Regions from separate parts of the Homo sapiens genome. Here region 1 is linked to region 2. A link is an interaction called in ENCODE POLR2A ChIA-PET data of the cell type or tissue named here. Cell type or tissue: CD4-positive, alpha-beta T cell. All regions are shown on one strand. Each heading gives the region's core, and the rest is flanking DNA. Links, peaks and the distances in the headings are about the cores only.

What was found. Peaks named below come from ENCODE experiments on the same cell type or tissue, not always from the same donor. Only the 100,000 strongest peaks of a DNase experiment are listed, where the experiment ranks them.
Region 1: POLR2A ChIA-PET joins it to region 2 with 5 read pairs; 2 of 35 experiments call an interaction of 5 or more read pairs at or near these places.

The regions. Positions count from the first base shown.
Region 1 is chr15:63,674,572-63,679,936 of GRCh38, forward strand. It overlaps HERC1 (HECT and RLD domain containing E3 ubiquitin protein ligase family member 1), which reads right to left. Exons shown (of 78, transcript NM_003922.4): 37 at 3,274-3,794; 38 at 1-546. Among named protein-coding and RNA genes, the nearest start is that of USP3-AS1, 76 kb to the left of the region's middle. In CD4-positive, alpha-beta T cell, for the core only: no CTCF peak of the experiment used is centred there; no DNase peak of the experiment used is centred there; H3K27ac peaks cover 428 bases.
Region 2 is chr15:63,488,203-63,493,584 of GRCh38, forward strand. No RefSeq gene overlaps it. Among named protein-coding and RNA genes, the nearest start is that of USP3, 14 kb to the right of the region's middle. RefSeq lists an enhancer at 2,028-2,157. In CD4-positive, alpha-beta T cell, for the core only: no CTCF peak of the experiment used is centred there; DNase peaks (open chromatin) are centred at 2,299 and 3,069; H3K27ac peaks cover 936 bases.

The DNA of each region.
Region 1 (5,365 bases), core at 366-5,365, 190 kb after region 2:
GCCAGAACTTTTGGTATCAGCAACAGCTCAGCATATTTACTACAGCCAAGAAGGGCACTAAGTGACTTCATAGCACCGAGGTAAAGATAGGACAGCTGGACTGCTCTGATTTCTGACTGGGCTACATCATGGTTTTTGGACATGTGTTCATGATTTTTTCTTTTCCCTTCTGTTATTTGATGTTGGGATTCCACACTTGGCAGTGTTGGATCTAAAGAAAATGAAGCGATTTCATTTTCTGATTTGGAGCTTGTGGTACTCTGACTTTTGACGTCATCAGATGTTAGGCCTGTTCGCATATCTAAAGCGGATTCACTCTCAGGTTTCTGCTCAACATCCCCTTTCTCCTCGGATTCATGTCGGTGTTTCTTTTCATGTCGTTTGGTGCTCTGTTTGCCCATGTCTTCATGAACGCCAGTGAGATATGTTAGGTCCAGCAGCACAGAAGCCGTCAGGCCTCGGAATCGCGCCACATCAAACGGCAATGGTTCACAGGGTTCCAGATTATACAATGGAGTATCACTAGGCGACCAAAAAGTTGGGAAGCTTTAATAAAGATCAGAATGACACAGGAAGAAGCAAGTGAGGGAAAGACGGGAGGAAGGTACGGAAAATAATGTAGACAAAATAAGGTGCATCATGTACACAATACAGAGAATAATTTACACAAACTAGAGAAATCATTACAAACACAGAGAAAAACGAGTCTATTATGAGAAAATGGGGAGATGTGATACTAAATGCAGAAGCAATGAGATGCTTTCAAATAAGAATATTCACTAATATATAATGTATGCCAGGAGTTAGCAAACTTTCTGTAAGGGGCCAGACAGGAAATATTTTAGACTCTGCAGGGCACACAGTCTCAGCTGCAACCACTCAACCCTGCCATCATAGTGCAAAAGCAGCCACTGATACAACTAAACAAATGGGTGTGGCTGTGTACCTTTACTTATAAAAACAGGAGGTTGGTCAGATGTAGTTTGATGTAAGCTATTCAGAAAATTTGTATAATAAATCTAGTTTATAAATGGTTACTTATAACTTATTTCAGTGAGGACTTCATTTCATAAAAAAGTTTACTTTGTAGTCTCAAATAATGCCTCTATAGTTTAAGCCAAAATATAATTATATATTTCCTGATATTGGCAAGAACTTCCTGAAGTTTAAGAATGATATAATTATACAAAATGTAATAAAAAGCTTTTGCTGGTATAAAGTTTTGTTGTTCTAACCTAAATCTTGGTTCTATATTACCTTTCTATTTTCCTCTAGGCTCATTTTTCTTGTTTTAATTTATTAATTCACTTATTTTGCTATACTGTATACATCTTTTTTTTTTTTTTTTTGGAGACGGAGTCTTGTTCTGTCACCCAGGCTGCAGTGCAGTGGTGCGATCTCAGCTCACTGCAACCTCTGACTACTGAGTTCAAGAGATTCTCCTGCCTTAGCTCCCTGAGTAGCTGGGATTACAGGCGCACGCCACTACGGCTGGCTTTTTTGTATTTTTAGTAGAAAGAAGGTTTTGCCATGGTGGCCAGGCCGGTCTCAAACTCCTGACCTCAGGTGATCTGCCTGCCTCTGCCTCCCAAACTGCCGGGATTACAAGTGTGAGCCACCAAGCCCAGCCTACTGTATGCATCTTAACCAGGCATCATAAATCCTTTCTGAAACAAGGCAAAGAATGAGAGGAAAGGTCGACACTTGCATGTCATTCTGTAAAGCTGTCACTGGTTTCTTAGCTTGGTAGAATGGAGGGGAAGGCAGAGTCCATTAACCCCTGAAATTGTGTGTAAAGTTTATGTGTATGTATTTTTTGGCTAAGATGATCCATAGCATTCACTAAATTCTGAAACAGTACCACTCCAAAACCACAAAGAACCACTGTTTTAGATATTGTTCCGGCCGAGCGTGGTGGCTCATGTCTGTAATCTCAGCACTTTGGGAGGCCGAGGCAGGTGGATCACTTGAGGTCAGGAGTTCAAGACCAACCTGGGTAACATGGTGAAACCCTGTCTCTACAAAAATATAAAAATTAGCCGGGCATGATGGTGGGTGCCTGTAATCCCAGCTACTCGGAAGACTGAGGTGGGAGAATTGCTTGAACCCGGGAGGCAGAAGTTGCAGTGAGCCAAGATCATGCCATTGCCCTCCAGCCTGGGCGACAGAGCGAGATTCCGTCTCAAAAAAATAAATAATAAAATCAAATAAAATTTAAAAAGATATTGTTCTATGTCATACCAACATGTAACTTTACAGGAATCACAATGGGCAGCATAATGAACAGTTACATAATATCACCAATAAATCCATATTTTCAAATGATACAATTATGTAGAGTCATTAGACAAATGAGTCTACTTATCAAGGAAGATACTTGACAGGATGAGTATCCCTTATCCAAAATGCACAGGATCAGAAGTGTTCTGGATTTCAGATTTTTTTCCCAAATTTTGGAATATTTACATTGTACTTAGCAGGTGAGCATCCCAAATCCAAAAATCCCAAATCTGAAATGCTCCAATGGGCAACTCCTTTGAGTGAAAACCTGAAACTTTTTGAGCACCAACATGATGCTCAATGGAAATATTCATTGGAGCACTTTGGATTTTGGATTTTTGGATTTGGGATGCTCAACCTGCATTTCCTTGTAAACATATGAAATTTGTAATTTGCACAAATCCTCTCTGAATTCAAACACACCTAAATGCTTTTAAATACCCAGTTTGTGTTAAATAAATGTAACTTTCACATCTAATCAAAATGTTTACATTGAGGGGATAGAAATATGTGGTTTTATAAAAAGGAAGAATACTTAAAATTACAGATAATGCAAAGCCTAATTTCAGTCCGTCAAACGTTCATATCCAATATTCAGAGCCTTGCTACCACAAAATGCAATGAACAGATTAGCTGGCTGGCTTTTTACTATGCCAGTGTGTAACAGAAATGATCAAAATGCAAAAAGCCAAATGAAAATTGGAAGAAGAATCCCAGTTAAACATATAAACTAAGGAGCTTACCATTTTTTCCCCAAAACAAAACAGAACAAAAAGACTATGTATTTTTAAAACCCACTAGTATTTCAAAGAACATGGGTTTAGGAAATTCTCCTTTAAGAAATTACAGTAGAAACATCTAGCTGCATGAGAAATATTTTTAAAAGTTAACTGGCAGCTCACCTAAAATACATAATTACTCACTGTCGACAGGCAATGGCCTATTTCACCATTAAATATTTGTTTGCTAAAAGTGTAACTCAACAGATCATACCTGATAGTAATTTCTGCTTCATCCCATTGGACCTTGGCAGACGTGCTGCCCTCTTTGACCACTCCCAGCAGCGTGGCATGGCGCCCAGTTTGCTTGTGAACACACCGACCTCCAACTCTAAGACCAGCATCAACTCCTCCTATCACAGCCAGCACGGGCCACACCTCTATGCAAAGAGTCCTCAGCTGCAGCTCTGAGAGGTCAGCGAGGCCATGCCTAGTATGTTTACCTTTCTCTTCCTCTTTGCTCTCCTTCTCCTCTCTCATTTCATTTTCCTCTCGGCTCTGAACCGAGCGGCTTTTCTTTAGCTTCTGACCTGACTCTTTAATACATATCTTAATTTTGTGAAGCCTTTCCATCATTTTTTTGTTAATGCAGTAAGTCCAACGGTCTGTTCGGTGAAGGATACGGATGAGCTGAATAGTGGCCTCAGCCAGCACTGCTGCTACTGGACTACAAATAGGGTCTCCTGGAAGTAAGTCTCGGGGTGTGCCACGCATCTGCATATCACAAATTTTCACCTATATAAAAGTAAAGAGGGTGGAAAACACATGCTATTAGTAGTTCTTCTTAGTCACTATAAATTCTAACATGTAGAATCCCATGTTGAACTAGTATTTGGGTCTCTTCATACATGTGAATTATACCAACTGGCCCCCAAAGAGTAAGGAAATGTCACAGACACACTGAAGTTAGTAGTGGTATGGTCCACTGGAATAAGCTGCCCTGTTATTTACATTTCCTGTAACTCATGAATTCCAGAGATGTTAGGAAAATTTGAAAGATGAATATAGAGACCAAGCCGTATATGACTGACTCAATTTAGTCTAAAATAAGCCTTAAGGATATACTCATTCTCATCCTCAAGGCTCCAGAATGATGAGTCCTGGACATTTTACATTGTTCAAGGGGTGCAAAAGTAAAATCATAAAGTCACAATCTGGATACACACTGCAAATAAGACACAGAAGTAAAAAGAGGAGCAAAACTTGGGTTCAAATCATAACTCTGTATAATCTTGGGAAATTATTTAATCATTCTAAGTCTTAGCTTTTCATTTAAAACCTGACACTAATAATAGCATCTGTCTCCTACAGTTATTTTAAAGATTAAATGAGATTATGCACATAAAGTGCTTATTAGTACATTGCCAGTCACACTGTAAATGTTAAAAAAGGTTAACTGCTATTAGTATTGTGTTTCTCAGAGGTTCTAAAATTTATCAAAAATGCCTTCTAGATAGAATAAATTAATTGATACATAGTCTAAGTCTGAATGAATTTCTTCAAGGTTCACAGATGGCAGAAAGCACCAGGCCATCATTCGAACCAGAACATGACAGAAACTACTTTGGGCTGCAAACCTACATAGGGCAAGGGATGGTATCAGGCACTGGGCTGCATCTTTACTTCATCTCCAGTTCAGTTTTGGTTGTCCTGGCTGTCCAAGAAACAGTTCTCAGCTAGCCTTAAATTATAATTCCTTGACATTAAAAATATGTATTTTTAAAAACATAGAATAAAAGGTAATTTTCTTGGTTAGAATATATCAGGTCCAGCAATTTCATTATGGAAATATTATACATGATAAAACCTGAAAGCTTCTACTACATAATGGCTAGAAATTCTTGAGACTTGACTTAAGCTGTACTATGCATCCGCAAGTGAAAGGATGGAGTAGGGAAAAAAAATCTACCCACCAGCACAGGGAGATCACAAAGGTTTTCTCTGCCTGGGTTTTGGATGAGGTGAAAGAGAAAGTTTACAATGGAGGGTATCCTATTAATACTGTTGTCATGAAGTTCAAATTCACACCATCTACAACACCTGAAAATTCCCCCAGCTGAATGAAAGGTAGTTTCCTCATGATGACTACAACTTCTATTATTCAGCTGATAGCATCTTATTACATTTAAAATTATTTCTAGATTTCTCTCTCATACCCATAATTGCCAGTGAATTAGATTATCCCTAAACTAGGTCTTGTAGTTCTTGTGACTGCACGTTTGAAAGTTGACTCACTGTATTCAAATTGCCAGAACATGAAATAGTGCCTTAATATTAATATATCGTAAAGTCAATTTCTGAAAGTA
Region 2 (5,382 bases), core at 105-5,104:
TGACTCAGTGTCACTAACTTAACATTTCCCAGCCTGTTTCATTATCTGTATAGTGGGGTCTAATAGCATCTTCATCAGGCTGATGCAAGGAAATGACACCATGTATGCACAGGACCTCCCTTATGCTTGGCATATAGTAGATTCTCAATAAACATTTGTTGTGTGAATGAATATTCTCTCCTCTAGCCCTCTCAAAGGCAATCGTTCTGCTGCCCAACACATTTTTATTGATGACATTTCAGGCAGTATCCTTATGAACTCTCCATATCTAGAAGGCTGGGAAGGGAAGGAAAGCAGAGTTTGGGGTGTTCGTGCCGTTCCTGTTGTGGTAAAAAGCTCCTTTGTGAAGCCTGTGCAGCACCAGCCCCACTTGGAGGCTGCAAATCTGTCAGCCGGAGGTCCTCGGAGCTCCCAGGTCCTGGCCTTCTCTGCCAGCAAAGTGGCATACCTGGGTTATGGATCCAGGGGTCTTCTGAGGCCAACAGAGCCACACACACCCCATCCAGTTCCCGCCTCCCTTCCCCAAGCATCTGACAGAGGCCAGTTTGGCTGTTTCAAGTAATACCAATCACAGTGTTTTATGAGAATTGTTGGTCATGCCCAGCTACACAATCCTCATGCATATTGTCAGACACGTCAGAGTGTGGTAAACTTTATTTCATTGCATTATAAAGTTCAGGTCATGGTTTCTCAGTCTTCGTCATTTACACTTTACATGGCACAAGACTTTTAAAATATTAGGTTGTAAATTGTAATTCTCACAATTCCTTTTTTGGGAGGAAGGAAGGTGTGGATGGGACTAAAATATACTTTATTCATTATTAAAAATGTTGCTATAGTACACAAAATGGGAAAAATACAGAAAAGAAAGAAAAAGGCCAGGTACAGTGGCTCATGCCTGTAATCCCAGCACTTTGGGAGGCCGAGGCAGGTGGATCACTTGAGGTCAGGAGTTCAAGACCAGCCTGGCCAACATGGCAAAATCCCATCTCTACTAAAAATAGAAAAATTAGATGGGCGTGGTGGCATGCGCCTGGAATCCCAGCTACTAGGGAGGTTGAGGTGTGCTTGAGCCCAGGAGGCAGAGGTTGCAGCGAGCCAAGATTGCACTACTGCACTCCAGCCTGGGCGACAGCAAGACACTGTCAAAAAAAAAAAAAAAGGAAAGAAAGAAAGAGAAAGGAAGGAAGGAAGGAAGGAAGAGAAAAGAAAAGGAAATAACGAAAGATTTCCCAGAACTCCACCATTCAACTGCTGTTGGTATTTCTTTTTACAACTTTTTTTAAAGACGGGGTCTTGCTCTGTTGGCCAGGCTGGGGTGCAGTGGCACAATCACAGCTCACTGCAGCCTTAAACTCCTAAGCTGAAGTGATCCTCCTCGCCTCAGCTTCCTGAGTAGTTGGGATTACGGACACACTACCATGTCCGGCTTACTGTTGGTATTTATTAGTGGATTTTAGAAACATTTTAAAATGCACTTTTTACAAAGTTGTGATAATAACATTTACTATTTTAAAAATAGGTTTCCTCAGTGCTTAAAAATGATATTCATTCATTCAACATTTCCTCAATGCTTACTATGTGCCTAGCACTGGGGTACAATGATGAATGAGATAAACTGGACTTGGTGGCTCACACCTGTAATCCCAGCACTTTGGGAGGCTAAGGCAGGAGGATCACTTGAGGCTAGGAGTTCAAGGCCAGCCTGGGCAACATGGAGAGACCACATCTCTAAAAAATAATCTTAATAAAAATAAAAAATAAAAACAAAGAAAAATGAGACAGGGTCCTTTCCAGGGTGATGTGCCTTCTCTTGTCACCACAATTGCAGCTTGTTTACGCATTTGCTAAATGGTTGCTAGGGCTTGGATATTTGTCCCCTCCAAAACTTATGTTGAAGTTCAACCCCCAATGTAGCAATATTCAGAGTTGGGGCCTTTAAGAGGTGATTGGGTCATGAGAGCTCTGCCCTCATAAATGGATAAATCCATTCATGGATTCATGGGTTGATGGACTAATGGGTTGCTACAGGAATGGGACTAGCAGCTTCATAAGATGAGGATGAGAGAACTGAGCTAACACACTCAGTCCCCTCACCTTGTGGTGCTCTGCACCACCTGGGGACTCTTCAGAGAGTTCCCACCAGCAAAAAGGCCCTCACCAGATGTGGACTTTACAGCCTCCAGAACTGTAAGAAATAAATTTCTTTATAAATTACCCAATCTGTGGTATATGTTACAGCAACAGAAAATGACCTAAGACAATGGTGCTACTGAGTAGGGGGAAGCCCTCAAAAAAAAGGGGAACTCTGGATGGGTGTGGTGGCTCACATTTGTAATACTAGCACTTTGGGAGGCCAAGGCGGGAGGATGGCTTGAGCCCAGGAGATAGTGACCTCCTGGGCAACATAGTGAGACCCCACCTATACCAAAATAGAAAAAAAAATAGCCTGGCATGGTGGTGCAGGCCTGTAGTCCCATCTATTGGGGAGGCTGAAATGGGAGAATCGCTTGAGCCCAGGAGTTCAAGGTTACAATGAGCTATGATAATCCCCCTGCAGATTAAAGGCAGAGTAGGGAAGCATGCCTGGTGAGGACAAGGAACAGCAGGGAGACTAGTGTGGCCAGAGAAACACAGGTGCTCAAACAGTGCTTGCTGAGTGATTGAATTACCCCAGCATGTGGTGCAAACACTTTAGTTTGGTCCCCAGAGTGCCACAGTAGCTCTCAAATTGTGTCTCCCACTGACTCCTTTCTCCCAGGTTTTTAAAAAATATCATCTGTGCACATGTTATCGTCCCGAAATTGCTGATGGATTTTTCAAGATCTCATTCTTCCCGCTGTCCTCCTTTAACTCTGCTTTCCATTTAACTGGGTGTCTGCCCATGACTGAGTTTTCCTCTTCCCAAGTCACTTGCAATGGGTCTCTGCACCCTTCTTGGTGTGATTTCTCCAGTGCCGACAACTGAACCTGGTACAGAGTAAGTGTTCCGTTAAAGAGCTCTTGACTGAGTGAATGAATTTCCCCTGAGAGTTTCATCAATCCTTTCTACATCCCCATTATTTGAGCCTTTCCATTGGTCATACCCATGCCAGCTTTACTTACTTCTGCTTTTTTTTTTTTTTTAACTCATGTGAGTTACCATCATCAGTTTTTCACTCTGTCTGTTCCTTTTCCTGGATGGGTGCTGGGTGCCACCTCTCAGTGGCATTCTCATTGCACACCAGCGTCCTTTGATCCTAAAGAGGCTACAGATCTTTTAGGGAAGGAGGAAGAGAATGCCTGCCTACCTGCCTAGCACTCAAAAGAGCAGATCCTTCAAGTCAAAACTCTCACACCTCACCTTGGACCTTTCCAACTCCACCCCAGGAGTCTATCAGAGAGGAAATCTAAACACTGTTTGCACCAGTCCTCCCTCTGCCCACCCCTCCCCACACCACAGGACGAGAAGCTACTCTCAGGCAAGGAGTAAGTTGTGGCTTCAATGTGAGATTGAGCAAGTAGGACTCACACTTTCTAATCAAATCCAGATTTGTCCTTTTCAGCCTTGTTGTGACACCTGCATCATATCACAGCAAAATTTCTTTACGGGACTGTCATAGAGAAACAGGACAAAAACCCTGGACTGGGGTGAGATTTGGGTTTTCATCTTGGCTTGGGCTCTTTACGTCTCAGTTTCCTCATCTGTAAAAGGGTGGATTGGACTAGATGGTCTCCAAGAGTCATTCACGTGCCAAGAGCCTAGCCCAGGATCTTGTCTCCAAGGGAAAGGCTGCCACACAGGACTCAAATCGTCCACAGCAACTGCTCCGTCCCCGGCATCAATCCCCCCACCCCTCCCCCAATCCCACACCACCACCCCATCACAGGAACCTAGACGGTGGACAGGCCAGTGGGGATGGTATGCAGAAGTACATCGACTTATTCAAGGGAGCTTGGCCCTGAGAAAAGCTGGTGGTCTGCCAACATTCTCAGAGGCTGAAATATATCAAAACACCCATTTAAGAATGTACGCTGAGAACCACAGTGGCCAGAGAGAGGGAGGATACTGCTCTGCTCCCACCCACCCTTCCCTCCCCACTATACCTCACCCTCCATGGCCCCTGTCCAGGACTGCTGCTCCTGGAATCCAAGGAAAAGGATTCAATGTGTGTCTCAATGACAGGAGGGGCTCCCTGGCTTTCTAGAGTCCTGCCCTCCTGGCCTCTGTTCCCCTCAACCTCAGTGCCAGAGACACAATGGCCAAGTTCCTTTGAAAATTCCCTTTCTCCATGCTCCAGATTGCCTTTCCTGTCCTCCAGTTATTCAGGCTCACATTAAAAAGTATGAAGATGGCTTTGGGGAGGGACTCTGGTAGGTGTTAATCTTTAGTGTAAGGAGATTAAAGGAGCTGGTTTCCTAGGCAGTGTCTGATTTCTTTAGTTGGGAAGAGAGAGGCCCCGCCTTTTATAAGGGCCTGGGGCTGCCAGCGTTGTGCCCTTGATTTCTTTAGAATCCATTCAGACTTAACCATCCTTTCTGTAGCCAGGCCCAGACTGCATCGAGGTCATCTTTGTCTTTCAACATGAATATTCTAGTAACTTTCTCCCCAGTACCCACTCCAGAGGATCCAGGGCAAAAGTAAATCTCCGAAAGTGTTTGTAGGATGAAGCTGGTGACTCATGCCTAGTTTATGAGTGGTAAGTGTTACATTACATGTTCTGCACATTATCTCATTTATCCCTCACCACTCTATGGGGTAGGCACTATTTTAACCCCCGTTTTATAGGTTTTGGACCTAAGAGGTTTGGAGCGGGTAAGTCACTTGTCCAAGGTCACACATTAGGAGGTGTGCTATCCATTGCTAAAGCCAAGGCTCGCTCTGTCCATCGAGCCACTGTACCAAGTGCCAAACATTTATTAGGAACCTATTCCAGGTGCAAAACCCTGGGTGTGGCCAGCAGATGATCAATATGCACATGAATGAAGAATGGGTAGCTCTTCAATTCCAGGAGCACAATTTCTAACCTGGGAGGTGGTATGAACATGAAGAACTCTACTCCAAAGCAGCCTGAAATAAGTGCTATCTCAGAGGTAAAAGGGGAGTCCCATAGGAACGTGGCTGAGGAGGGAGATCAATACACACTCAGAGAGAGACAGAGAGAGAGAAACAGAGAGAGAGAGAAGCAGAGAGAGAGCGACAGAGAGAAAGAAGGGAGGAAGAGGGTAGGGAAGGAGGGAAGGAAAGGAGAGAGAACATGAATGAGATAAGTGCTGGGAAGAAGTTTTCAAGAAATGGGCTTTGTGCTAGGCCCTGGTAGATGGGTCAACTTCCCCAGGCTGGAGAGAAACAGGCAGAGGAAACAGCTCGAGCCAGGAGCCAGGGTGACAGCATTCAGGATC